Regions from separate parts of the Mus musculus genome. Here all the other regions are linked to region 1. The links are chromatin loops, found by intact Hi-C in ENCODE. Cell type or tissue: left cerebral cortex. All regions are shown on one strand. Each heading gives the region's core, and the rest is flanking DNA. Links, peaks and the distances in the headings are about the cores only. Region 1 holds the start of Epm2a (epilepsy, progressive myoclonic epilepsy, type 2 gene alpha). Region 2 overlaps Shprh (SNF2 histone linker PHD RING helicase). Region 3 has its middle 54 kb from the start of Fbxo30.

Region 1 (10,046 bases), core at 463-5,462:
GACTAAGAGTGGATTGGGTTTGACTTTTGTTTAAATTAAAAAGTACATTTTCTTTCTCAATGTTTAAAATGAATGGGTAAAATGTAATTCTAGTAAGGTAGATGTAGTTGAGCAAAGATACTATAAATAAAAAAGGAGTTTAAATATAAAATGTTCTACTTTGTGAATATGCGAGTATAGAATAAAATTTCCTTCATCCATCTATCCCCTTCCTTTCAAATAAACCTTAATTTACAACTGGCAGGTTTGTCTAGATTCCATTGCCTTTTATGTAGCACTGGGACAGATTTGGCTGTAGTTTTAGTCATCTACTTTAAGAGTTTGTCTTCAGATAATCCAAAGGAAAAGAAGTTTACATTCTTGAATATATATTAGCCTCGGCCTAAATAATGATTCCTCTGAAGTAAACCCTTGCCAGGAACAGAACTGACGGATTCTCCACCTCCTCACTCCCTAACATACACTGCTGCGCTGTGCTCGCAACAGCAGACTCCCCTACTCCTTTCCTAGGTCTTTTTTTAAAAACTCAGTTTCAGTCCTAAGGTATACAACTGGATGTTTTTCCTGATGACACAGTGTCGGGAAGTTATTCATATCTAAGAACTTCTGACTGGTCTGGGAAGGATGATGGATTGAATACTCCTAATTTTGTCTGGAAGTCTGGCAGAGTTACAATGTTGTACATTTTGTGGAAGCTTATGTTTTTGTACTTTATATTTCAAATAAGATAGTTTTAGAGTCTTGAGTGAAGAAGAGCCACCTTTGTATTCCACAGTAATAACTAATCCCTAACTCACCCTCTACATCACGGAGGAATGCCATATGCGCCTCCATGCTTCTTCAAATCACCCTACACATCAATGAGGAAGTTTACATTCTGCTCCAAATCACACACAGAAACCAGTGGACTGTGACTTTCTCAGTCATGAGTAGGATAGGTTTGGCAACCTCAGTAGCTGATAGAGATCTGGATGCAGAGCTGGGGGGGGGCACTGGGGGGTGTCACAGTTTATATTTATGTCAGTAGATCTCTACCCAGTTGGCAGAAACCATCCAACAGTCAACCTTGGCCCTACCACTCCTTCAAGACCAACTCACCTTCCTAGCTTCAGTGTTCCTATACAACTGATGGGCTCTCAACTTGCTGGCTGCCAAAAGGGACGGCACTTGTCTCTTATTCAATAAAATATATGGTGGTCCTATGTAAATCAGTCTGCCCAAGAGGAAGAGAGGGGAAAAAAAAAACTCACATAAGTTGGCTTATAAATCTCGACCTCCATGGACCAACTCCAGCATATACTGGATCCTCAGTATGTCTACTCTAGACATGTGGTTGCTGGGAATTGAACTCAGGACCTCTGGAAGAACAAGCAGCCAGTGTTCTTAACCGCTGAGCCATCTCTCCAGCTCTACCTCAGTTTCCTTAAGCGTCCACTTTTTAATTCTCCCTTTTCTTCTGTCCACCTTCCTCAGCAGAGTCTAAGAACCTCCACTATGTTCTGGTTTTCTAGTCTGTGCTAATGAGGAAACCAACCTCTTTGGCTCAGGGTTGCTGGGGACTGGGTGCGTACTCCTGTGTAAAAATGCTAGTATTATAGTATAGTGAAGAAATGAGACTTTACTCATCCAGAGACAGAGTCTGCTTCTGGAAATTCATTTTCCCCCTTTTATTTACTTAGTAATTTGGTGTTTTTGAGATGGGGTCTCTATGTAGCTCTGGATATCCTGGAACTCACTTTGTACACCAGGCTGGCTTTTGAACTCTTGAGTGCTGGGCTTTAAGACATACATCACCATACCAGGCCTCCTTTTTTTTTTTTTTTTGACTGCGAGTACAAGGTCTTGGTTTGCAATGACAATAGCAAAAGTACTAAGCACAGTGGTTCACAACTTTCACAGCACTCTGGAAGCTGAGGAAGGAGGGATGCTACCAGCTACAGGCTACCTGTACATGCATTGCCTCACATTAATCTGCCCTGGTCTAACAAACCATATTCCTGGGTTAGACAGTTTAGCCCCTCCCACACAGTTATCCATGCTCTTAAAGACAGCATCTCCTTGTTAATTTCCAATCCTCAGAACCAACCTACCCATCTACAAGAAGGTCCTGATAACTGAGAAAACAGAACATGAACACATGAAACTTAACTCAAAAAACAAGTCAGAGTACAGAGAATAAGTGGGGTGTGTGTATTATTTTAGAAATCTTTTTTAAAAAGAAATGTCTCTAATAGGATAAAATGAACTCTATAAAATAAAAGTCAATATCACATCTATAATTTAAAATAAGGGTATTAAAGCCAGCAGGGATAATGGACTAAATTCTTTATATTTTATAGCATGTACAGTTGCTAATTTTATGCATTTCCAGTAGGTGTCAATAGATACTCTTTTTTGCAAGCTACATATAATGTATGTGGTAACCTGCAGAAAAATTGAAAACAGACAAGTTAAAGTGAATGCATTAAGAAATAGCAACCCAACCATCAGCACTTTGGGGGTATTAGAAACGCTGATAAAGGAGGAGACCTGGAAATGGGTGCTCTAGTACACCACGCACCGTTATTAAAATTATCAGATGTAATTTTACTGTGGAAAAAGGACACAGTGACATTAGTAGAAATGCACTGCAAAGGGAGGACAGCCAAAGGCAGGCAGCTCTCACATCTGACATAATGAAGTGCTAGCTGACCATCAAACCCAAGAGTGGCCAAAAAGACCAGCAAAGGGAATAAACAGATCCCAGTAAACCACGTGCTTTTCTTGGGTCTCGTTTTTTTGTTATTCTGCATTCTTGTTTTCCACAAGAACTGGCTAATGGCCTGGTTGTCTGCCCATACGAATTTCTCAAGAAGCATTCATTCCCTCCACGGGACTCTGAGAACCACTGAGCCACACACGTTCAGTTTGCCACCACGCCCATTGCCTTCACAGAAAAGGCTGTCTCGATCCACCCAGCGTGGTCGGTGGACACGCTGCTACGGATTTTTCAACACATTCCTTACTGAAACGTAAAGTGGCGACATTTTGGCTTGTCCAAATCCATTGTACAGAAACATTTCCAAATGCTAGAAAGAAAACCGCACTTGGATTCCAATCCAAGAATCTCGAAAACCAAAAGGAACCTTAATGCACAGTAACAGCTGCACAGTATTTTTTTTTTTCACTTAAAAAGTAAAACACACCTGTATGCAAATAAGTCTGAGCTATATTAATATTGTTAAAGAAAAAATAAATACTCAAAATTATATATTGTACAATATTTGTTCAAACAGTTACACACACACGCGCGCATGCAGGCAATATGTTTAGGTTTTGTATGGTGGAAATGCTGCTTTCAATCATATATTCTTATTATAATATTTTTGTGGAACAAGTTCTCACTTTGTAGCCTTGGCTGGCTGGGAACTCCCAGCAATCCTCCTGCCTCAACCTCCCAAGTACTGAGATTACAGATTTGTGCTATCACAAGTGGCTATTTACTTTTATTATTTCTTTACAACCGATATTACTCTTTACATATTTTAAGAAATCAAGTCATGTCTCAATTGTCTTCTATCGCGGTGACCTGACTTTGGGGGAGGAGCTTGCTATTTCCCACGATTCGGTCTCAAAAATCTAAGGGAAAATTCCCTCCAGCAAGCGGCCCCTTGTAGTGTGGGGTGGGCCACTTCGGAGTGGATTAGAGAGAGGCCTAAGGCAGGAGACCCTCGGAACTGGGTCTTGATCCGGACCAGGGCATCGCTGTGCAACCGGGTAGGGTCAAGATGGTGGGCGAGCGGTGGCCAACAGTTAAGTGCACGGGGAGCTGCGGGGGCGCGCGAGCTGCGGGCTGCGCGCCCCCGAGGCCGCGGCCGGGGTGCACGGGGAGCTGCGGGGTGCGGGCCTCGGGCCGGGGAGCGCAGTACCTTCCCAGTGCAGCTCGCCTCCAGGCTCGCGCTGCAGGAACTTGTACCAGAACGTGTCAACGCGGCCCGGCTCCGCCCCGCCGGCCTCCTCGTACGCCTCCAGCTCCACCTCGGCGAGCCACAGGCCGGGCTCCTGCAGCGCCAGCGCAGCGGCGCCCGCCGCGGTACCCGCGGGCCTGAGACGCACGGCGCCGTGCGGCTCCCAGCGCCCTAACTCGGGCCGCGAGCCGGCGAGCAGCAGCTCCTGCCGAGCGCCGGCCACCGCGGGCGGCACCACCACGCCGAAGCGGAAGAGCATGGCGGTGGCCCGAGTCCTGGGAGCCTGGCGAGCGGCAGCGGCGGCGGCGCGAGCTCCGGGGCGGCGCGAGACGTGCAGCGCCGCGCGTTTGTGGCCCGGTCACGCGGCCGTGGGATCAGGGTTCCCAGGCGCCGTGGAGCTGCAGCCGCAGGAAGCGGGCATTCGGGGCTCGCGAGAGGCTGAGACCCACACTGGACCTAGGAGGGAGGAAAACGACACCCCGACATTGTCCTGTCGTCTTCCCAGAGATCTGAAATCACTTTTACTAAGTCAACAAAGGAAGAAAGAGTTGTCTAGCCTGAACCTCCAGCCTCAGTGAAGTTGCCGATCCAAGATTTACCTGTAACCCTCATTCAAGCACCCCAACATTTAGTCCTTATGGGCCTCTGATTATAACGTGGGAATAATACATATGAATAATGTTCTTTAGAGACCCTCCACTCAATACACAAAAACCCAGCGTTCATCAAACACACAAAATACTTTCCCTTGCCTAAAGGGACTAAAGAGAAAAACAAAATTTCAGCCTCCTCTTTTTAGCGTGTATAAGTTGATCTCAAGATCAAAAAAAAGAGAAAACCTTGTTTGTGAGATGACAAAGTTTAGAAACAAGGTCTCACTGTGGAAATCAGACTGGCCACAAACTCTTGAGATTCTCCTGCCTCTGCTCCTTGGATTACAAACCTGCATCACCAGTGCCCAGCTACTGTGTGTGTGTATGTGTGTGTGTGTGCGTGTGTGTGTGTGTGTGTGTGATAAAAACCTATTTAAATTTTCTTCTTGGGGAAAAAAAACAGAAAAATAAATAAAAGTTGCTTCTTGCAAATATTAGCACTTTAGGTCAAGAAACAACTGTGTCATTATTTGGCCTCTGGGAGCAGAGGAGGCTGCTTCAACTTGTTATTAATATGAATAAAGAAATGTCTGGAGTGGCTGGGGTTCGTTCTGGTCAGTGCGAGCCCCAGGCCACCTTGGGCACGAACTCCGCAGACCTTCCCAAGGTCCCCAGAGAACTCTCCATGATGCAGGTGCCCTAGCACACCCAGGATCTTAGGATCACTGAGGAGAGTCAGCAACCAGAGAGGGCCCTGACCCCATGACTCGAAGGTGAGAAAGCCAACTTGTATCCCTGGTATCTCAGAGACCAGTCTGAGCAGGAAAACAGGAGGGCCTCAAAAGCAACAGAGCTTCTTAGACAGGGCCCCTTCATGCCTCATCCTTAGCCAGGAGGCAGAGCTGAACTCCAGACCTCTGTGCATCTTCCCTGCAAGAGAAAAGCTTGCTTGCAGAGTGCTCTAACCTCAGGAGAAGAGTTGGACTCCCAGGAGTGCTGACAGAGGCTAACAGAATCACAGGAGGAAAAAACTCCAGCAAGACACAGCTAGAACATCTAACACCAGAGATTATCAGATGGCGAAAGACAAACATAAGAATCTTACTAACAGAAACAAGAACACTTGGCATCATCAGAACCCAGTACTCCCACCACAGCAAGTCCTGGATACCCCAACACATGCGAAAACAAGATTCAGATTTAAAATCATATCTCATGATGCTGGTAGAGGATTTTAAGAAGGGCCTTAATAACTCACTTAAAGAAATACAAGAGTACACTGCTAAACAGGTAGAAGTCCTTAAAGAGGAAGCACAAAAATCCCTGAAAAAAATACAGGAAAACACTGCTAAACAGGTCCTTAAACAGGAAACACAAAAATCCCTTAAAGAATTACAGGAAAACACAACCAAACAGTGATGGAACTGAACAAAACTATTCAAGATCTAAAAATAGAAGTAGAAACAATGAAGAAAACCCAAAGGGAGACAACTCTAGAGATAGAAATTCTAGAAAAGAAATCAAGAACCATCAGCAACAGAATACAAGAGATGGAAGAGAGACTCACAGGTGCAGAAGATTCCATAGAAAACATAGACACAACAATCAAAGAAAATGCAAAAAGATCCTAACTCAAAACATCCACGAAATCCAGGACACAAAGAGAAGACCAAACCTAAGGATAAGAGGTATAGATGAGAATGAAGATTTTCAACTTAAAAGGGCCAGTAAATATCTTCAACAAAATTATAGAAGAAAACTTCCCTGACCTAAAGAAATAGATGTCCATGAACAAGAAGCCTACAGAACTCCAAATATGTAGCCTCCCTCAAGCCTGAAGCAGGCTGAGCCAGAACTTGACCTTGCTGCCACTAAGGAGATTATCTAGGGTGGAGCCTTCTTCCCTAGATCACTCTATTGTTGAGCCACTGTCACTGTTCCTCTTCAAGATACTGCTACTTGCTGAGAGGCCCCCCTATCCTGCCCTATCCTGCACATCATCACCTGCAGCTGGTTCCAGGCTCCAAGGATGAATTGGCAGAAATGGACTTTCTCCCCTCCTTTATAAAGCGTGTCCGCCATTAAACATTTGAACCTTGAGCAGACTAGCATGTCTTGGTTCCATTATTTCTCAACCCGCCTAGGCTCCCTCTTTTCTTTCAGTTCCAAGATGCCTTCCAGACTCGAACCCGAACATGAGAGCCGCAGGCCGGACCCAACAATTTGGTGAACCAACGCGGGACCTGTGATAGGCAGAGGACATTTGGAAGAAGCACTGATGGTTTGGAGCTCCATGGAAGAAGAAAAGAATTAAAGAAAATTCGTACTGGAGAAGGTTGGTACGGGTTAAGCTGGAACAGCGCTAAACCAGCGCTGGATTCACTTAGGTTCAGCAGTGAGTTATCGGGAACTAGGAACTCAGCAGGCAGGCAGTTGGCTTCCAGAAGCTGCTTTTTTAGGCGAGAGAAATAAAAGGGTTTAATAAAAGGGACTTAATAATCAGGTGGATGGCAGCAGTTGAAAACTGCATCAGGCTGGAGGAAAGTGGATTTTGAAACTCACCCAGGGACAGAGAAAATCAGGGAATGCCCTCTTGTGTGCATGCCGGCCGGTGTCTTTGTTCTGAGTGTGTGTCTTATGTTTCCTGAAACGAACATGTGCTCATTGTGTTGGTTTGTTGTCTGTGTTTCGTCCCGTGTCTCTGAAACATGGTGTAGTCTGAGTATAGATCCGCCTGAGTTTGGTTTCTCTGGTGTTTATAGACGATGGGGTTTTCAGAAATGTGTGATTGGTATCTGCAGCTGTCCCTTTGGGCTGTAAGGACAGGAGGACTGTGGTCAGCAGATGTGCTAGGAAGACCACTACCTCCCCAGGGGATGCCCTGGGGAGTAGGGAGAGCCAGAGACCTCTGGCAGTCTCTGGAGATTGGTCAGAGGGACCAAGTTTTGTTTATGAAATGGAAGCTTACCCTTCTAATTCTTTTGCCTGCTCATGGAAGATGAGAAAGGGTTGCATATGTCTGAATCTGTTGGTTTCTGTTTTATGTGTTTTGTGTATGTGTTTAGAGCTATGTGAAAATTTAGAAAAGTGCTAGTGTACTGGAAAAGCCCTATTGGGAGCTGATTCCAAATGCAGCTCTTAAAGGGGCAGGTAGCCCTTTGCTTGTAATAGAAAGTTAGCTTAAAATTGGTAACTCAGAGTTGGAGTCATTCTAAAAAACATGTGGCAGGAGCGAACCCAGGAAAACAGGTCTTTACAGATACTTCAAAATAGGGATAATCTTTGGGCCAGGACTCTGGCAGAGTGCTCAGATTGAGAAATGTTTGTACTTGGGTAGACGAGGAGCTCAGCTCCTGAATGTCATCACCTGCAGCTGGTTCCAGGCTACAAGGATGAATTGACGAGAATGGACTTTCCCCCCTCCTTTATAAAGCATGTCTGCCATTAAACATTTGAACCTTGAGCAGACTAGCATGTCTTGGTTCCATTATTTCTCAACCCGCCTAGGCTCCCTCTTTTCTTTCAGTTCCAAGATGCCTTCCAGATTCGAACCCGGACATGAGAGCCGCAGGCCGGACCCAACACAAATAGACTGGACCAGAAAAGAAATTCCTCCCGACACATAATAATCAGAAAAACAAATGCACTAAATAAAGATAGAATATTAAAAGCAATAAGGGAAAAAGGTCAAGTAACATATAAAGGAAGACCTATTAGATTTACACCAGACTTCTCACCAGAGATATGAAAGCCAGAAGATCCTGGGCAGATGTTATACAGACACTAAGAGAACACAAATGCCAGCCCAGGCAACTATAACCAGCAAAACTCTCAATTACCATAGACAGAGAAACCAAAGTATTCCATGACAAAACCAAGTTCACACAATATCTTTCCATGAATCCAGCCCTTCAAAGGATAATAAAGGGAAAACACCAACACAAGGATGGAAACTACACCCTAGAAAAAGCAAGAAAGTAATCCTTCAACAAACCTGAAAGAAGACAGCCACAAGAACAGAATCCCAACTCTAACAACACATATGACAGGAAGCAACAATTACTTTTCTTCAATATCTCTTATCAATGGACTCAATTCTCCAATAAAAAGACATAGAATAGCAGACTGGCTACATAAACAGTGACTCAACATTTTGCTGCATAGTTAATAAGTTTTTGTTTTCTTATTCTGTTATATACCTAGTGAGATGGTTCTACCTACTTCCAGGGTTGCCCTGAGAGTCTAAGATGAGCCATGGTGCTGAAAACATGTGTTCTCCCCCCAAATGCCCAATTTTCTATTCAGCCTTATTCAAGGAGTGCTATATCTACAAAACTTAACAACTACACAAACTACGATCCTAACACAACGGAAGTTCGAAACTGTTAAAAATTACACTGCCCTTGGAAATCTTCATAGAGAATTAGAAAAGCATTTTAGGGAAAATATGAACATGACTGGTAAAAGGGATAAAACATAATTTACTTTCTGTAGACATCTCTGTTTATAGATGCTAGATCATAATGTCATTTGGTTATAATTTGGTTAAAAACATCATTCTTTGGTTAAAACTTTGGTTTAACTTAATAGTGTTTAACTTACATTTCCAAACTTTCTATAATTCTATGCCTTTATTTTATTTTTCTCCTATCAGAATTACACCAGACTTTTCACCAGAGACTATGAAAGCCAGAAGAGCCTGGAGAGATGTTATACAGACACTAAGAGAACACAAACTCCAGCCCAGGCTACTATACCCAGCCAAACTCTCAATTACCATAGATGGAGAAACCAAAGTATTCCACGACAAAACCAAATTCACACATTATCTTTCCACGAATCTAGCCCTTCAAAGGATAATAACAGAAAAAAAAAAAAAAAAACCAATACAAGGACAGGAACCTCACCCTAGAAAAAACAAGAAGGTAATCCCTCAACAAACCTAAAAGAAGACAGCTACAAGAACAGAATTCCAACTTTAACAACAAAAATAACAGGAACCAACAATTACTTTTCCTTAATATCCCTTAATATCAATGGTCTCAACTCCCCAATAAAAAGACATAGACTAACAAACTGGCTACACAAACAAGACCCAACATTTTGCTGCTTACAGGAAACTCATATCAGAGAAAAAGATAGACACTACCTCAGAATGGAAGGCTGGAAAACAATTTTCCAAGCAAATGGTATGAAGAAACAAGCCGGAGTAGCCATCCTAATATCTGATAAGATTGACTTCCAACCCAAAGTCATCAAAAAAGACAAGGAGGGGCACTTCATTCTCATCAAAGGTAAAATCCTCCAAGAGAAACTATCAATTCTGAATATCTATGCTCCAAATACAAGGGCAGCCACATTCTTTAAAGAAACTTTAGTAAATCTCAAAGCACACATTGTACCTCACACAATAATAGTGGGAGACTTCAACACACCACTTTCACCAATGGACAGATCATGGAAACAGAAACTAAACAGGGACACAGTGAAACTAACAGAAGTTATG
Region 2 (10,046 bases), core at 1,648-6,647, 130 kb after region 1:
TAACACAAAGACTCACCACCGGTTCAGGTGTAGATAATAACAGACTGCAGAACACTCATCATCAAACAGGACACCTGTCACACACCTCCACCCCAAGGTTAAGGGATCCAGGATGAAGACTCTAAGAGCCAGAAGCAATGGACAACTAGGAGGAAACTACCTGGACACAGCAAAGTGACTGCATATGTAAAATGGCATATTATGCTTGGAATTCTGATTAATTAATGCTACAAACACCAAGTATGTCTTAGAGAGTCCTTTTAAGTAGAAGTGTAGTTTCTGCATTTCTAATAAGGTATCTCCAAGTTTAATGAATAGACAATTCAATCATACTGATTTTGGGAAGGGTTAGTAAATGAGAGAAGAGATGGAAAGACATTTTTGCTTTTGTCCCTTGGAAGAGGTTTTCAGCTGATGATTAGTCACAACCTGCTAGATATTTATAAGTAGTTGCTTTTGTTATGTACTGCTTGTTGAGCACTGGTTCTATGTTGAGATTATTAATGTTATTAAAGATGTGAAAGGGATTGAGGGGTCTGAAATCCAGAGATTTATACATACTAAGCATTTAAAAAGACTGAGTTATACTTTCCAAAAGGACCAATTTCTAAAAATGGTCCTTTACCTACCTTAAGATCATATAGAAAGAGAAATATTGATGCAATAGACACAGTAAAGTTACTTGGATTTTAAGCCCAGTTTGTGGGATGTTTACAATTTACATAGATAAATCTTCAGTCCTAGTAAATTCATCTGGAGTTACTTGAAAAACAATTCCCTAAATAGAAATACATTTAAACTGTAAGGACTGGGCATTTCACTCATCCTCAGTGGTTTGCTAGCACAGTGCCATACTGTGATATTTCAGAGAATATAAAATTATTGAGAAAGGAATCTAAAATTTCTTTTGTTTGCAGCCAAGATGTGGGTATTTATTATATATGTGGACTCATTAGTTCTGAAGTAGTAGTATTATCATAATTGTTTAGAAGACATGACAAATGTAAATAAAATATGGAATAGTGTAGAATTGGCAATTTGATACTATCTGTTGAGTCAATAAAAACCAAAGTTCATATGATCTAAACCTTAGAAATAAAACAATCCATAATTTCATTTTCCACTAAAATATTTATTTAATTGAGGTATCTTACTGAAATAAATAAGAATAGTTTTCCTCTAATACTGATCAGTATAGATATCTATGTTATTTTCTAATTGAAGCATATCAAATTGTTTTTCCTAGAACATAGCACATGAAATATTAGGAAACAAAAATAAGTACTTACACAATCCCATTCTAAGTCATACCCACAAGGCTTCTGAACCCCAGCATGGCACACAACTCGGTGGAAGAACAGTAGACATGAAGCCAGGGGGCCTGGACTGCTCTGTCTGTTTGCTACATATCATAGGCGAGTTTCCTCCTGAGCATTAGATCTTTACCTTCAAAATAGGAATATCATTAATCATATCCATTTCACAGGACTGTTGTGAATATTAACCACATGAATACACAGAAAAGCTCTTAGTGAATGTAAAAGAGCTGTAAAAATATTATGTTTAATTTCATATAAAAGAATCAATGTATATCTCCCTTCAACTAAAGAATAAGCACCCAAAAAACGTGTCTTCTTCAGCTGACCTGTCACCTATAAACCTGGATAAGAAAATGCACCTTAGCTTAAGCACCAGAGCTCACGGGATAAAGGAGACCCAGGAACTACTTCTAGTACAGTTTTATGGACAGTTAGGTAGGAGCTAATGAACCTTGAGGGTCCCTTGATTTCAACAGCTAAAGGGAAGGAAACAAGAACATTTATATTCCAACACAAGGCTAGGATACAACAAGCTACTTCTTATTTTGTAATTTCAAAGTCATCCATGAATTCTTCACAGAAGAGAGAGTTTAACCACTTACAGTTTATGCATGTGTGAACACAGCGTTCTCTTGTAGTAGATCAAACACTAGTTAGTTTCTAAGAACAGAGTAACTGAAATGAATAAACTCTATTGTAGGTTTAGATAACTAGTGGCTAAAATGACTAGTTACAGGAACACAAGAAATGAATTCAGTACAATGATGATTTTTAAAAAGCCATATTTACAGATACATCATCTTAAAACACATACACAAAAAAAACTTACTAAAAAGGTTAAAGAGATCATTGTAGGTAAATGTTAATCCACTTAAAAATATTAACAATGATACCACTTAAACATAATAGAAAAATGAATTTTTCAGTATTTTAACATTTAGTAACAAAACACAATATAACCACCTAGTGATTTATTATTAGGAGCTAATGACAGTGTTACAGTTTAAACTCATGCAAATAACTACTTATTATATAGTTTAGCATTTTCTTAAAACATTACTGAGAATATAATGGTGAATCCTATGCTAAAGATGCTGAAGGCCCTTTCAAAAATGTTATTTACACTGGCTGTACACATCAGGTCATACAAAACTAGACTAAGTAACCTTCTTATATATTCTCTCCTGTTATAACAAACATCTATCTACTAATGGAAAAATTATTTAATACCCCTTTTCTTAATTCCCCTGCCTTATTAGTAATAGATATACAAGTGGAACAAAAAAATTAATGTTCTATTAGGAGTGTAAAGTTAAAATTCATTGTAAATGGTGTGAAATCGGTATAGTGAAAAGGAACCAATTGCCAATTATTACTAGGCTAGAGTATAACAAAATAAATTCATTCAACTTAAAATAGTATTTACTAATATTTACTGATTTTTTGTTTTTAATTTGTAACTCTCTTGACATCTCTGGAAGTGAAGTTCTATCTTAACATTGTGTGGAATGATGTGACGGCTTCATTCAAGCTCCTCGTTCTCCTTGGTAAACAGGTCAGCCAGGCCAGCCACAGTCAACACAGAGGCTTCAGAATGCTTTCCGGATGAGCTTGTGTGGCTGCAAGAGTTTCAGAGGCACAGAGAGAAGGCATGGCCAGGAGTTAGAGACTATATGCATGACAATAAAGTGAGGCACAGATCTGCCATACGTGGTCATCACTGAGCCACAAGTAGACAGTAATTGTTACATCTTGTCAAAATCAGTGAAAATGTCTAAATAATTCTGAAGCTTTGTCAGAAAATGCTTTCTATGAACAATTAATAAGAAATCAAAACAAATAAAAAACAGAAGATAAAACATCTGACAACTGTTGTCAAGCAGGTTCTAAACTCGCCATTTACAAAGAAGTTCAGTATTATTGTAACTGAAACGAAAATCACTATGTCTGCAGCATGTGACAACAAGAACAAACATCTTTCATGTTTAGATGAAAAGCCCTTCGGATGGCGGCATCTTTCTTGTTACATCAGAGTATGGAATTTCTGGTTTGAGAAGGTTTCTGTTACAAAATACCCTGGAGATGCCCTCCCTTTGAAAGAGCTATCATATCATCTCTCTTTGGGTGACTTCCAATCCGCCCATTTCACGGGGAGGAGGAAGGTACTGGTTTATTTCAATATGACTTTGAAGGAAAATTACCGTGCAAATGTTAGAAGAGTAATGACTGCAAGACCAAGTCCTAATTCAGACTGCTCTGATCATTCTACTACTCTGATGTCTATGGATTTGACACAAATCAACAGCCAAGACTTTAAATTCAGACATGCCTATTGCGTGACTGGTAAGCATAAACTATAAAACATTAATGCATGTTTAGTTTGACACATATCAGATAAAAGTTTAGCTAAGAGAGAACAATACATTTCATTTAAAAAGTAATCAAATATATCAAAGATAAGCCAGCTAATTGTGCATATTGTAATCTATTAAATTATCTTAAGCCAAATATAGACTGTCCAAAACATTAATTGGGACATGCTTTGGATAACATGCTTTTCTTTGGTTTTTAGAAAAAGTATTTAGTGTTTACATCATTTGTTGTCATCCAGAAGATCTCAAACTCTCAAGTGATGGGAAATCCCACTTGTAAGTTGTTACCTACCTCCTCTCAGCAGTTTTTAGCATTGCCTGCATCCGTTCTTCTATTGTTGCTTTAATTAAGAATCTATGTACAATAGTAGGTCTAGAAGGCAAATAATAATTTTAAGTTTAAAGACCATCTTAAGACAAATGAGTAGAAAATGACCTTATATACACATGCTACATCCATTAGTCCACTGGTGCCCACTTGTGGCAGGTCTTTATGAGTGAGCTCAGGGACAAGTCAACAGCACATACCGCCAATGTGATCTTCATGAACTAACCCTCTCACGAGGGAGACAGTTGCATGCACAGACTACGTATGGCAAGTTCAGTTAGAGAAGGGCATTAGGCACTAAGCACAGGAGGGACAGGAATGCATGCAGACAGAAACCAATGTTCATATATATTACTGGATGAGTACATGCTTGGGAAAAGCTAAAAATACTTCCGGGGCCAACAGCAGACGAGCATGGCACAAGTGTGTTATAAACGCAACAGGTCAACATGAGGTTACGGGCGGGCAGGGTTCAGATCATAAACGGTAGTCCTGCAGGATCTAACCAGGAACTGGATTTTGTAGTTATAAAGAAATGTGCTCTAGTAGTTATACATATTTTGATTTACACTAGACTGTACTTTGGAAATGCTTTGGCTGCTATGGAGGAAGAGAAGAGATATAATTTGAGGTCATCCTGGCAAGAGGAGATGGATTGTGCTTTTGTGTCAGCGGGATAAGAATTAGTCAAAAAATGAGGAATATCTTTGAAATACAAGAATCAAGACTAAAATAATTTGAATATAAGATACAGAAAAGTCCTAGATTCCTGTCTGAGCAAGTATAGATGACAAAAGACACATTAAAATATGAGGAAAGCTTGGGCTGGCTTAGAGTAGCACAGATGTAGTTTTGCTCTACCTGTGTCAAACTTAAGCTATCTAGTCGATATCCTAGGGGAAATAGGGGAAATATAAAGTTCCTAGATACATGTACAGATAATAGCTAGATATATAAAGCTGGTATTATCGAGGCGCAAGGATACTCCCATGAAGGTCGTCCACCCACTCATACTACTTAATGTCATGGCACTGGGTAAACTAGCAACTAGGGAGAGTAGATAAAAGGAACCACTAGACCACAGCAAGAAGTAGGCACCAGTTAAACTCTAAGCCTCATTTCAGTGGTACACTCAGGGGCAGCCACCAAAATAGAAAGGCTGACAGAAGAGGACATCAAGCGGGTGGAGGTAGACTATAAAGGAGTGTCACTTTAAAAATGATTAACACTCAGACATATTTATGTGATATTTTTCAAGATGAAGCCTCTTGAGAATATGAAAAGAGGTGGGATTTAGGACAAGTGGGATTAAAAAAAGACACTCTTCCACTGTAATAAAGGGACAAACACTATGCTATGCTCTCTTTTTTTTTTTAAAGATTTATTTATTTATTATATGTAAGTACACTGTAGCTGTCTTCAGACACTCCAGAAGAGAGAATCAGATCTCGTTACGGATGGTTGTGAGCCACCATGTGGTTGCTGGGATTTGAACTCCTGACCTTCGGAAGAGCAGTCGGGTGCTCTTACCCACTGAGCCATCTCACCAGCCCCTATGCTATGCTCTCTTAACCATTACCAGAGCCACACTCTTCTCGCTTGAAAACAATCAGTGTTAGGTCCCGTATCCTCTTGCCCAGGCATGGAAAATGTTCAGCACACTTCTTCCATATTTTCCTAGTTTTTCTATTTCTAAAAGAATCATTCTCTAATTAATATTTTAATTTAAAAAAGAAAATAATTCTTAAATTTATTCTCTTCTTCTTTTACTCTGCAATAAAAATCTCTCAAAATCCTATTCCTATGGGCTGCACAGTAAGAGTAGGGAGCCATGGTTAAAGCAGGGACAGGCAGGTAGCAGGGGTGCACCTGCCACTGTTTACCTAGCCGTGTCACTACACAAGCTATGTAATCCTATTTGTGTTTGTTGAACTAGAGTTGAACAAAAAATCCTTATAAGTAGTTGCCTATACTGCTCCATTTAAACTGCTTTTGATAAAATAAAATTAATGGTCAAAACTCTAATAGGAAGATTTCTATTTTGACATTTTAACATATTTTGACATATTTAGCAGCAGGTAACAGCTAAGCATGTAGGTGTCTTTTCTTTTCCCAGGGCTTTGTAGCTTACTTGTGCCAGAATTTATTTAGTTCATGGCCCATCACTATTTTTTCTCTCCTTTATAATTCCATTCATGCTCATAACTCAAAAATACCATCACATGCTCCTGATGTCTAAGTGTGTGCCTCTAGCCCTGGCTTCTCTCCCTGTCTCTGAACATACATATCTTGGATAGCTAATAAAATCTCAAACATATCTAAAGCAGACCTTTGTTCTTGCCACTGAACCTGTTCTATCTCATAGTCTTCCTCCACTCAGCCAAAGGCTTTCTATCCTCTCAGCTGTCTAGGCCAAAGCCCACAGTGTTGCTCACCCACTAACCACTATGCCTACAAACACTGTCAGTTCTACTCCAGAATAAACCGAGAGCCTCAAAACTTCTCACTGGGTGCACTGCCATTACCATACAAGCTGCCTCCTACTGTCATCAGGACTACATGGCCTCCCTGCTCCCCTTACTCCCTAGCCTGCACACAGTACTCAGAATGATTGTTTCAAGGCTGAAGTGAGATGTGTCCTTCCTCTGCTCACAGCTTCCCAATTAAGGCCCAGTATGATTCCCAAGCCCCACTGAGTTTCTTTCCTACCGATTTCAGTGTAGCATCTGTGGATCCTCTTTTTCTTTCTTTTTAGCATGTTAACAAGTATAGCTCTTTATTATTAAATCGTGTAATTAAGATTTACATGGGTATACAATTTTAAAAATAATTTTAATGGTAAAGAGTGATTTAAGTTGATGGAAATTTGTTTTTACATGAATTCCAGTATATTATACACAGTTTTGTTTCTTAAATACAAAAATTCCAAAGAAGTATGCTTAGTCTATAAATCAGATCTCCAAATCTACTCTACATACACATCAAAAGAAGTCTCTGGTGTTGTTTCTTTGATTGTTTGTTTGTTTGTTTTTACTTTCACTCACACCTGAAGTATCTGCACTTACTAGATGATGTGATTTTGCTGAGACATCCACCATGTTAGGATTTAAGGATGAGTCTAAATACGATATAACAGCATAAAGATTACCAAACTGTCCTAAAGGATCCTTTTTAAAAAAACATAATAAAACAAAAACCCAGGAACACTCTTGACTTACAGATGTCACACTGATTGTTATTGTGTGCTTAGTCATTCTTTCTTAAGATATTAGTATGATTATAGTTCCAGTCTCTTTCATGCTTTGCTTAGATGTTACCTTCTCAGTGTGGCTGGCTTCCAAGTCATCTGTGTTCTTTACTATCCCACCAGCTTGAGGTTTGGTCCTAACACAATATACTCTTTACTTCCTCAATCTATTGCATACTAACTTTTGATACATTATCCTGCATACAACTAGATTAGAAGTTGCATAAGGTTATCTCAAATGCTTAAAACTACACATGGCACACAGAAAGTACCCAGCAAAAGACCACTGAAGGAAGCATGTGGAGACTGATAAACACCAACTACGTAAGTGATAATGGAATGATAAGGCACTCTGAAGGAGGAGGCTAGACTGTCACTGGAGAACAATACAAACACTAAGATAGTCTCTTGAAGAAGAAAAGAAAGGCTATATACTGGGAAGCAACAGCCTTAATGGCCTTAGCCTTCTAAGTCTAAGACAAGTCCACCTATGTTTTAAGAAAAAGCTGGTATAACAAGAGGTCAGTGTTGGGGGTGGGCAAGATGGCTCAACTAGTAAAAGTAAACGTCAACCAACAACCTGAGTTTGATCCTTAGCACTCACATGTTTACTTGTTTGTTTACTTAAGTTGTGTATGAGTGCTCTGCTGCATGCACACCTGTATGCCAGAAGAGGGCATCAGATCCCTTTATAGATTGCTGTAAACCACCATGTGGCACTGGGAATTGAACTCAGGAGGAACTCTGGAAGAGCAACCAAGTGCTCTTAACCACTAAGCTCAGTCTCTAGCCTATCACACACATTTAAAAAACCAAAGTCAGATGCAGTGTATCAGAGGCCAGTTAATCACTGAAGTTTATCAATAATCCATATTTCCGACTCTGGCATGTAAGACTTCATTTACTGCTTCTCATGTTTTACCTCAGCAGTTCCAAACTGTTCACAACCCTAGGAAATGTCAGCTTATCTGCCCTTTAATTCTACATATGCAACTCTTCCACACTTGTTTTCTAGCCTAACTTTAAAATAATCAATCCTTCAGCCTAATGTGTTTCTTCAGGACACACATTAGCATATTGTGTTTGTTCATAAAACTTTAAATTATCTTGTACTTGTACTACACAATGGCCTTTTATGTATGCTTCTAGATGGGATTGTCGTATGATTGGAATCTCCAGTACGTAGCATAATGTCTGACACAGTTTAGATGCTCAGTAAGACTAAGTAAGTACTTAGTGTGTGGTCATGTGTGCTTGTGTATCTGTATGTCTTCAAACATTCAAGGCCTCTAATACTCCTAAAAAAATAAGTAAGAAACTGAGTTACAGATACAATCTGGTATTTGAATAAAGAAAGTACCTATCACATAAAAATGACTATTGGTTCAGATACTGCACTAAATCAAACTATTTTTAACTACACAGACTTCTTGGGTCATTCACTGTGTGGGTGCACGTGCCACAGAACATGCAGACATGTAACAACGTGGAAATGTGATGGGCTATAGTTAAAATACATACTAAATATAATATATAAAATTATTTTCAGACTATGTATGAGGTAAAAGAATCATAAATCAATCTTATATTTAAATATAGACCCTTTCCTCAAACAGTCCAGGATGTAAAAACACCAGCCAACCAAACAAACAAATCCCCCAAAGAACAAAAAGCAAAACCAAAAAACCCTAAACAATTTCTGGTTCCAAACATTTTAGGTGAGGGAGACAGAATGTGTACTTAAAAATCAGACAGGGTATGGTAAACATAAATAAAGAATTTAAATGTTGAATTAGTTTCTCATAACCTGAAGGAAGGTGACAAATGCCAATTTCCATCCTTACTTGGTCTGTCCAATTCGGTGCACTCTCCCAATGGCCTGCAGCTCATGGGCAGGGTTCAGTATGGGCTCCACCAGGAGGACATGGGTGGCTTCAATGATAGTTAATCCATTAGAGCCTGTGTGCAGGGGCAGCAGCAGAATATTGATGTGGGGATCGTATTTAAACGCTGAGAGGTTCTCCTGAAAGAAGAAAGGTACATTTGAACTTTAGCTGGATGGATTAGAATCAGAGCACTTACGTTACAGCTCAAGATGAACATGGTAGTGAAGATTAAATGCTAATCCACCAATTTTAGGAACTGGAATGTTGTTGTTTTTCCTGATTTTGAAGAGAATCATACGAACACTTTTGCTTTTATAGCATGTAGTGGAAACTACATCATAGATATATGTGATACATGACAACTGAACTGTATGAGAGTAGAGAAAGATGAGGGAAAGGAAAACTATGCAAAGCTCATGTGAGGTAAGATAGTAAGCTACTGCATTTTCACTTATTCTTGCAGGCAGTGCATCTCAGATTATAGGTCAGACTGTACTGAATTTGATATAAGCAAAATTTTAACCACATATACTTTTTTTATGAGTGTGTGTGGGGGTGTACACAGAAAACAATTCCAGGGTACAAGGACCCCTTCAAAAGAAATACTACAAGGCCATTTCTTCCTACATTAAAGAAAAAGATCTAAAGACAAAAATGTTTTATAAAAGACTGTCTTTTAGACAATCTTTAGTTTGTCTATATCAAAAATATCTACAGTTTTTTTTTTTATTTTGTTTTAAGATGTTAATTTCCTAGATAATCAAGAACTTAAAACCTTCTTATAGGGTTCAGGACAGAAGATAAACAAAGTCAGCCAGAAAACAGCAGTTTCAGTTTGCAACTGATCTGTTAAAAACATGAGCAAAATTTTGACACACCTGGAATGTCTTAATG
Region 3 (10,046 bases), core at 3,451-8,450, 120 kb after region 1:
GGGAGAGAATAGCATTTCTAGGATATAAAATCTTACAGAGAATATAAAGGTTTGTTAAAACACTTCGATTCCCAACTCTGATTGGCTAAATATGTACTCTACTTTTTATGGTCAAAACACTCCAGTTCCCAAATACAAAACCCAACTTTAAAAACAGGAAGCTAAAATTTCCAATTGAGGTCACTGTTCATCTTTCCCTGCTGCTAAAATAAGCTATAATGAAACATTACTAATAAGGTATATCAGCAGCCAAATCCGAATTCTTTCACCTCTCTTAATGTGGTGGTCATAACCCCAAAGACATCAGTTCAGTGTTATAACTTGCATATGAAATGTATTCCCTCAGGCTCAAATATTTGAATGCTTGGTCTCCAGGTTGGTGGTGGGAGCACAGGTTTGGGTGATCAGAGAACCTTTGAAATTAAAGGTATTGCTTGCCTTGAGGTATGTCCCTGAGAACGAGCATTAGAGGGTTTTAATCTGACTCTACTTTGGGACAGATCTTGTTTGTCTTGTTTATACCAAAGATGATGCTATGAGCTCTTGCTGTCCTGGGCCCACCCATTCCAGTAGCTATGCCTTCTCTGCCATGGTGGAATGCTGACTCTGAACGGATAGCCTCATTATACTTGCCTTCTCTAGAATTGTTTCTTTCAGTTTTCTTTTTTTCAGTGATAAAAAAGAATACAAACACATTTCCATGATTATAACAAATGTTAGAGATATAACCTATAAAAGGGGGAAAGGTTTATTTCCATTCACAACTTTGGAGCCTTCGGCCCATGGTTGGCCTGTTACTTGTGGCTATGGTAAAGAATCGTATGGTGGGATCATGGTACAGCAAAATGCTCTCAGGAAATTACAGAAAGAGGAGGAAATATATTCTACTCGCACCTTCACATGCAAGATCCTACTGACCCATGACCCCCAACTAGATCAAAGGTTCTTCTACTGTCCAGTAGAACCAAGCTCAAAATTTAGTCTTTAGTTATGGAACCTCTAATTGTTATATATAGAAAGGGTCATATAAAAGAGATTAAGGGAAAGATTTGAGATGAGAGTGTATCTTTGATGAATTTGACAGGCCCTGACCTGAATATACTCACAAATGCCATTATATAGGGCAACAGAGAGAGAGAGAGAGAGAGAGAGAGAGAGAGAGAGAGAGAGAGAGAGAGAGGAGGGGAGAGGGAGAGGGAGAAGGAGGGGGGAGGGGGAGGGGAAGGGGGAAAAAGAGGGGGAGGGGGGAGGGAGAGGGAGATCTGATACAAAAAGAAAAAAGATACCGTGAAAACAGACACTGGTTGGTATGATATGGCCCAAAACTAAGTGTTTCAGTAATATCTGAAGATGGGGGAGACAGAGGAAGCCACTTTCCCACAGAGCATACTGGAGAATTAGAGATGTGCTAGAACCTTGATCTGACCCAAGTGAAACATTCCATAATTCTAGCTTTGAAAACATGATACAGTTCTTGAGGCCAACTCCTTTCATGGCTGTTACAGCAGACAACAATCAAATATAGGTCCTTCCATAGAAATCTGCATCTGTTTTCTAAAAACAAGAGGATAAGTTTGCTAACTGCATATGATCACTTGTCATTATGGGGTGTTGTAAACTGCATGGGTAAACTACAGAACTGACTTACATACTGGAGGCTGGTAGCTGCACATCAAGGCCAGCCACATTGGTTATTTTAGTTTGTCGATGGCCATCCTTTCCCCGAGCCTTCCCTGCACCTGTCTGTGTCCTGACTTCTTTCCCTAAGCACAGCCATGCTGTTGGTTCAGGTCCATGTGAGGTTATACCTAAATTGCTTCTTTTAACTATCTTTAAAACACTGGGTGGTGAGACAATTTGAATTAAGCTCTGCACATAGACTAACCCATACTTCTCAGGGAACCTTTTCCTTGACTTCCAAGTGTATTTGCCTGTGTCACTGATCTCCTTTACCCTGCCCTGTTAGAAACTGAGTTCCTGGACACTTTGAAGTTACATTTATTTTGATCGCAATGAAAGATGAATGTATTAATCCTTTAAAGTGGTTGGCAAACAAATGGAACTTTTGTGTTTATCCACCATCATATTAACTGAGTACTAGAACGTGGGCATATCACATTTCTGGCCTACCTCAGGCATTTACAACTAAGAGTAAACAAACCATTATAGAACGTTTTATTTTTAGAACAGGAATTCAGTTTGTCCCTCTGGGGGCTGGAATGTTTCAGTTAGTAAAAATGCTTCTCGCCACACATACATGAAGAGCTAAGGTCAGGTCTTCAGCACTCAAGAAAAAAAAAAAGCTACACATCAGAGATCCAGTTCTGGGGAGACAGAGATAGGAGGATGAGTCAGCTAGACATCGAACTCTTGGAAGTCTGATGCAAATGAGATCTCAAGAAAAAGGCAGCGGTACAGACATTTACATTTTCTTTCATCTTGGTTAACTTCTGGCCTTTTCAGAGTCAGAATCTGACTGATGAGTTCTTTCAGAGGAAAAGTGGTTTAAATAGACAGGGGGAAATGAGACTATCTTTGTAGGAGCAGCAGTTTTAGAAAAAGTTCCTGGAGTCAGGAAATAATGTACCAATGGGAAAGGTTAAGTGAGACCATATACCTGCTTTTCAGAGAAGTGTTAGTTTAATCAGATGTGGAGGGTCCCTTCAGGTTTTACAGCAGGGAGAGAAATGATCCACAAAAAGACAAGAATAAAACTCAGTTACATTTTTAGGTACAGGTGTTAGGCCAGGACTTTTAAAGTCTGACATCAGCTCATATTATATTTTTGCCATATTTAAGTATTTCACAATTTTAGAAAAACGTTTTTTGGTAACAACTCAGCCTCATTAAAGCTCAAGACATGTTTCCACTAAAGCTGTTTATAAAGTAAATATGGTGTCTGTATTTTTGTTGTTGACTTACAGACAATACTTGAGATAAGGGTCTAGGGAAAATGACTGAGGTAAATACAATCCCTGTGGGAGTGAGGATTTGTCCTGGTCCTAAGATAACCTAACACTGACTGTTGCAAAGTACAAATGACATCTCTCACAAGGATTAGTTTAGTGGCAACAAGTAATGTTCAATAAAAGTTTTAGAATTAAAGGGTATGGACAAGCAAAGCATAAACTCTGGAAGACAAGGGCAGAGTCTGGCTCATCAGAGCAAAGGATCACTAGCAAAGCTAAACTCTATCTGTTCCCAGCATTCCAGGAGAGCAGGCTAAACATCTCTCTCCTTTGATGGTATCTGTGAGTTTAACTTTCTTGGCTTCTCCAGTGCTTATCTGTGTGTACAAACATCTTTTACCTTCTATATAATGACATGCTATTAGTTACATAATCAGATGCCCAAGACTTAAACAAGCCACAATTAGTAAATATTTAAGACCTATAATAAATATTTGTTGAACTGTACGGAATTATTTGCTATGCCAAAACTTACTGCTTCCTCTTGGGATAGTAAAAATAATGGTTGTGGAAAAGCTGTATATGCAGTTTTAATTAATATACAGTTCCATAAAATGTCAAAAGTAAGAAACAAATCCCCCAATACATGGAAAAGCAAATGGAATAGTTACCAATTATACCCACGGTTCAGGGAGGAAGGACTTAGAATGCTCTTCTCACCTCCCTTTTATTCAAGATTCTGGCTTTTTATAAATCTCATTACTTCTCATTCCTTAAATTCTATTAATTGCATGTATATCTCTTGAAAAATTATTTAAATTCAAATCTTCCTTCTTTCTTATTTTAGCTTCCTCAATTATTCTGAAGGTCTGCTCTGAGTATGGAAAAGGCTTTAGTTAAGCACAGTTCTTGTCTAATTTGAACTCTTTTCCACAAATGATGAAGTATGCTAATAGTTTTTGGAGTTGCTCATATAGCCCAATGTTTATTTTACATGAGGAGGTCCAGAGACAAACTGACCTATTCAACAAGACCCAGATTGTTAATAAAGTCAGAACTCAGGTGCTCTTCCTTCCTTCCTTCCTTCCTTCCTTCCTTCCTTCCTTCCTTCCTTAGTTGTGCTAGATATATTCAAAAGAGTAAAAAATTAAGGCCTAAGTTTGGGACAGGAGAGAAGAGGCATAGAGATGACAATGAGATGTATTATAGATCAAGCAGAAGCTGAAGTCTTGCTTACATAAAGTCTTAATTAGAAACAACTTGCATAAATAATTGGGCTTAACAGGTACATAAAATGTATCTCCTACCCTGGTTTATAGAAAAATGAGATATATCACATTGTAACATGAAGGATATTTGAGTAGTCTATTAAAAGTCTTTGGAACACTAGCAATCCTCCCTCCAAGTATAACAGTGCCCAACATTACCTCTTGAGCCTCTACTGTGCGCTATTTAATACATTACAGCTGAGAACAAAATTCTAGCTTTCAGTGGTTAATTTCTGCAGGAAGCTGGGAAAGATTTATAAAGTGAATATATCCGACCTCAGTAGAATAAAACCAAACCACAAAGAGGCTTAAGGGTGACAGGCAGGTAGAGGATGAAAGGTTCAGTTTTGTGCAATGACTGAAATGGCCTCACTTATAAGCTGTTGTGGGGCAGAGACTAGAAAGAAAGTGGGCAGAAGGCACAGCATGTCTGGGGAGAGTGACAGGCAAAAGGGACAATTAAAAGACCTTGTGGAAGTGTGCTTGGTCGTGTCTGAGGCACAGTAACATACATTCTGAGGATGGAGCAGACGAGTGGATATGTGGAAGAAGACGAGTAGAATTGCACAATGGAAGGCTGCATCATGTAGGGCCTTCTAGCCCTTATAAGGATTTAGGGTTCTCTTTAGTGAGTGGGAGGATTTTATACTGATGTATGACATGACCTGATTATCTGCCATGCGTCTTAAAACTGATGACTCTTCTGGAAAAAGACTGTAGGAGGCTGTCACAATCCTGTGAACAATTAGGATGTCTGGGACAAAGTAGTAGCTGGCAAGAAGATGAAAGGTAGTTGGGGTACAACTGGATATTGAGGGCTGATAGATGGGTGTTCAGGGATGAGAGAACTTAACAGACAGTTCCACAGTTGAGTATCGGAACCTCTGAGCTTGAGTAGCAGAAGAATGTGGTGACATTTAATAAAATACAGAATATAGCCAGGGGCTTTATTCTAATACTAGTAATTAACAAAACTCTAATAAAGATTTTTTTTTTTTTTTTTTTTTTTGGTTTTGGTTTTTTGAGACAGGGTTTCTCTGTATAGCCCTGGCTGTCCTGGAGCTCACTCTGTAGACCAGGCTGGCCTCGAACTCAGAAATCCACCTGCTTCTGCCTCTGCCTCCCAAGTGCTGGGATCAAAGGAGTGCGCCACCACCGCCTGGCGACTATTTTATTTTTTAAAAGTTCAGAGAGAAAGCCTGAGTGCTTATGACATTATATTCCTTTATAATGGCATCTGTAGTGAGTAATGTGAGCATGAACACTGGGGAGGAGTCTTGGGAAAGCTCTTTGTTTCTCATTCTAGAATGCTCCTTCCAGCATGCTTTGATGAGTAAGTGTCTGGGAGATGCCAGCTTCACTGTCTCAATGCTTGTTAAAGGATAAAGGAGGGCAAGAGAGGGAGGAGAATAAAAAAATCTGACCCAGAATTGTTCCTGTTTAAATGAACTGCAGGGATAAAAATGGAGAAGAGACTGAGGGAAAGGAGGTGCAGTGACAGGCCCAAATTGGGACCTAGCTCAAGGGGAGGCTCCAAGGCCTGACACTATTACTGATGCTATGGTGTTCTTACAGACAGGAGCCTAGCATGGCTGCTCTCTGAAAGACCCAACAAGCAGCTGACTGAGTCAGACGCAGATACTTACACCCAACTAATGGACTGAAGTTGGGGACCACTGTGGTTGAATTAGGGAAAAACTGAAAGAACCTGAGGAGGGTGACCCCACAGGAAGACCAGCAGTCTCAACTAACCTGGACCCCTCAGATCTCTTAGATGCTGACCCACCAACCAGGCAGCATACAGTAGCTGATAGGAGGTCCCTGACACATATACAGCAGAGGACTGCCTGGTCTAGCCTCAGTGGGAGAAGAAGCACCTAACTCTTGAGAGACTTGAGGCTCCAGGGAATGGGGGTGGACTGGTGGGGTGTGTGTGGGAGGAGACATTATCTTGGAAATGGGGGTTGGGGGAGGGTGGGGGAGGGGAATAACGACTGGACTGTAAAAAAAGATCGAAGATAATTTAAAAAATTAGGCAGTACAAACTTAAAAAAAAAAAAAAAGGAAATGTGAAAGAAAAAAGAAACCATTACACTTGTTTAACCCTAGCCTTAGAAGGCAGTGATATGAATGAGGTCTACTTTGGTCCTCTTGATAAAGGTGGAGCCCTTTCAGAGTCACAATATTAACTCTGTAAAGGCATATTTTAGTGTTACCACAATTGTGCTTGTAAAGGTCATCTTCCCCAGTTTCAGAATACATTAAATTCACATGCAGAGCCCATGAAGTACACAAGGACAGAACTTTTGAGTTTCATTTTTGGGGACTTGGCTGATAGGCCACAGAACAGGATATTGTCATGCTTAGTGGTGCCCTTAATCAGACCACCACTGAAAACAAGAAAACGTTTAGTGTACAGTACCAGAAATCTGGATTCTTGGTACTTGGGCAACTAACTGCTGAGTTACAAAGAATGAGCACAGGAGTTTGTGATTAGTCTGGGCAATAGTGCGACAGAGCCCCCCTACCAACATGTCAATGGAGAGCAAACCTTACACATACTACACCTCCTACCACACACACAGCACACACACCCAACAACTGATATCTAAAACCTGTGGATTTTAGATATTCAGGGTAATAGTTTGATACACGTATTTATTATGCAATAATTCCACAATCAAGCCAATCAACACATACTCAGTTCATAGCTTTTTATGTTGGCAAAACTGATTCTCAATTCATGCTTTTATCCTTTTGAAAGTTTCCCATTTCCAAATGGGAATTTAAAATATAATATCAACAACTCACTATGTCTATAGTTTCAACTGCAATTTCAGTTATTGCGTTCAAACTTTAGAGCCAAATATAAAACTTCCCAAATGGTCATTGTATCTGTTACTTTTCTTTTTGCTGTGACCAGATGAGGGAATCCAAGGGACAAAGGCTCAGAGTGCACAGTCCACCATGACCAGAATTAGATTATCACCTTCAAAAGCCGGCCCTCAGTGATCCATTTGTGATACTTGGGACTCTACAATGGCCCCCAAACATTGTTACCATCTGTTTAAACCCACTGTCTAAACACATGAGCAGTGAGTTGGGGGCAGTTTATATTCGTCATAAGCCACTTAAACTAGCTATGACCAACTGTAGTGGCTATTCCTGGTTGTCAACTTGACAATATTTGGAATGAACTACAATCCGGAATTGGAAGGCTCACCAGTGACCCTTATCTGGAGGCTTGGAGATCCTTATCTGGATCTTGGTTTGAAGATCTTGAGCCATAGTGGCTATGGATTCCAGAAGATTGAATCTCCGAGTTAAGGAACACACCTTTAATCTGGGCTATGCCTTTCATCTGGGATTAAAGGTGTGGTGGAACACACCTTTAATCTGGGCTACACCTTTTGCTGGAGACAATATAAGGACATTGGAAGAAGGGAGTCTAGCTCTTGCTCTTGCTCCTTCGCCTGCTTGCCGTGTGAGACTGAGTAACTGCTAGATCCTTGGATTTCCATTCACAGCTGCGACTGAACAATTGTAAGGAATTGGGCTGCCGACTGTAAGTTATCAATAAATTCCTTTACTAACTAGAGACTATCCGTAAGTTCTGTGACTCTAGAGAACCCTGACTAATACAGAAGTTGGTACCAGGAGTGGTTCTAGAGTAACAGAAGTACAAGGATGAATCTTTTAAAATTCTGGAATTGGCTTGTTGATCCACCAGCACTTTCAACTATTGAAACCTCTCCAGATTCTCTCCCTCCTGGGAGCTCAGAGAATTTTGAAGACCCATGGTTGAAACTATATTCCGAACTTAAAGAAGCTAATGCCCTTGATTTTCTTAATGAATTAGGTGATTCAGTGCACAAAGCTTTCTACAAGATGGGGAAAAAATCGAAAAATGATTTTACTGGCTGGCTGCTCTTAGTATCTGTAGAAAAAATGATGAATGAAAGGAAGGAGTTGTGTGATAAAATCGAAAGGCTCCAGACACAAGTAAACGATCTAAAAGTTGCTAAGTGTGTCCTTGAGGAGAATCTTCTCTCTTGTAGCAATAGAGCTCAAGTTGCAGAAAATCAAACAGAAACTCTCATTGTAAGGTTGGCTGAACTACAGCGAAAATTCAAGTCTCAGCCTCAGAGTGTGTCGACAGTTAAAGTAAGGGCTCTAATTGGCAAAGAATGGGATCCTACAACATGGGATGGGGATGTGTGGGAAGACCATGTTGAAGCTGAGAATTTTGAATCCTCAGATTCTCAAGGGTTTGCCCCACCTGAGGAAGTAGTACCCTCAGCCCCACCTCTTGAAATAATGCCTTCCCCACATGAGGAAATTAATTTTGCAGAGTCTGCTCACGGCCCACCAATAGTTTCTTCTAGACCTGTAACCAGACTCAAAGCAAAACAGGCTCCTAGAGGGGAGGTAGAAAGTGTAGTCCATGAGGAAATTCGCTACACTACTAAGGAGCTTAATGAGTTTGCTAATTCATTCAAGCAGAAACCTGGTGAATATGTGTGGGAATGGATTTTAAGGGTGTGGGATAAGGGTGGAAGGAACATAAAACTAGAGCAGGCTGAGTTTATTGACATGGGTCCTCTGAGTAGAGATTCTAGGTTTAATACGGAAGCTCGCATAGTTAAAAAAGGTGTCAAAAGTTTGTTTGAATGGTTGGCTGAGGTGTTTATCAAAAGATGGCCTACTGGAAATGACTTGGAGATGCCTGATATTCCATGGCTTAGTGTTGATGAAGGGATTTTAAGACTTAGGGAAATTGCAATGCTAGAGTGGATATATTGTGTAAAGCATAATTGTCCACAATGGGAAGGTCCAGAAGATATGCCTTTCACCAGCTCTATAAGACGCAAATTGGTGAGAGGGGCACCAGCACATTTGAAGGGTTTTGTTCTTTCCCTTTTCCTTGTGCCAGATCTTAGCATTGGAGATGCTTCTGCTCAATTAGATGAATTAAATTCACTGGGTTTAGTTGGATTCCGAGGTAACAAGGGCCAGGTGGCAGCATTGAATCGCCCGAGACAAGGTGATTCTAGTTATTATAATGGACAGCGTAGACAAAAGAATGTTTATAATAACATACCCAGTAATGGTCAGCACAGGAGAGGTGAAATTTATAATGGCATGACTCGCTTGGACCTTTGGTACTGGCTAATCAATCATGGTGTTTCCAGGAATGAAATACATAGGAAGCCTACTGCATATTTGTTTGATCTGTATAAGCAGAAAAATTCTCAAACAAATGAAAGAAAGGCTACATTAGATCGTGGTAAACAGCAATCTCGGCCAGTGAATCAATTTCCAGACTTGAGACAGTTTGCAGATCCGGAACCCCTTGAATGAAGGGGTGGCCAGGTTCCTCTGAGGAAGGATCTTGATAAGACACTCAAAGGTTTTGCTGTTACCCTTTCTCCAGTTCTTCCCCAGAGGGACCTACGGCCTTTTACAAGGGTAACTGTACACTGGGGAAAAGGAAATAATCAGACTTTTCGGGGTCTGCTGGATACTGGTTCTGAGTTGACACTGATCCCAGGGGATCCCAAGAAACATTGTGGCCCTCCAGTTAAAGTAGGGGCTTATGGAGGGCAGGTGATTAATGGAGTTTTGACTGATGTCCGACTCACAGTAGGTCCAGTAGGTCCCCGGACACATCCTGTGGTGATTTCCCCAGTTCCAGAATGTATAATTGGGATAGATATACTCAGAAATTGGCAGAATTCTCATATTGGTTCCCTGAACTGTAGAGTGAGGGCTATTATGGTTGGAAAGGCCAAATGGAAGCCTTTAGAGTTGCCTCTGCCAAAGAAAATAGTGAATCAAAAACAGTATCGTATTCCTGGAGGAATTGCAG

Evidence for each region. Hi-C counts contacts between places; a loop is a spot of excess contacts. Peaks named below come from ENCODE experiments on the same cell type or tissue, not always from the same donor. Only the 100,000 strongest peaks of a DNase experiment are listed, where the experiment ranks them.
Region 2: a loop joins it to region 1, with 2.3 times the contacts of the local background. A loop is called at or near these places in 6 of 42 quality-filtered maps.
Region 3: a loop joins it to region 1, with 2.3 times the contacts of the local background. A loop is called at or near these places in 5 of 42 quality-filtered maps.

The regions. Positions count from the first base shown.
Region 1 is chr10:11,337,631-11,347,676 of GRCm38, reverse strand. It overlaps Epm2a (epilepsy, progressive myoclonic epilepsy, type 2 gene alpha), which reads right to left and starts at 4,232. Exons shown (of 4, transcript NM_010146.2): 1 at 3,909-4,232. The coding sequence starts at 4,206. In left cerebral cortex, for the core only: a CTCF peak has its summit at 2,365 (motif pointing right); DNase peaks (open chromatin) are centred at 2,948, 3,675, 3,968 and 4,290; H3K4me3 peaks cover 1,955 bases; H3K27ac peaks cover 1,533 bases.
Region 2 is chr10:11,206,340-11,216,385 of GRCm38, reverse strand. It overlaps Shprh (SNF2 histone linker PHD RING helicase), which reads right to left. Exons shown (of 30, transcript NM_001077707.1): 27 at 10,031-10,046; 28 at 9,111-9,289; 29 at 3,984-4,064; 30 at 1,112-2,938. The coding sequence ends at 2,842. Among named protein-coding and RNA genes, the nearest start is that of Shprh, 62 kb to the right of the region's middle. In left cerebral cortex, for the core only: a CTCF peak has its summit at 4,170 (motif pointing left); no DNase peak of the experiment used is centred there.
Region 3 is chr10:11,222,085-11,232,130 of GRCm38, reverse strand. No RefSeq gene overlaps it. Among named protein-coding and RNA genes, the nearest start is that of Fbxo30, 54 kb to the left of the region's middle. In left cerebral cortex, for the core only: no CTCF peak of the experiment used is centred there; a DNase peak (open chromatin) is centred at 5,576.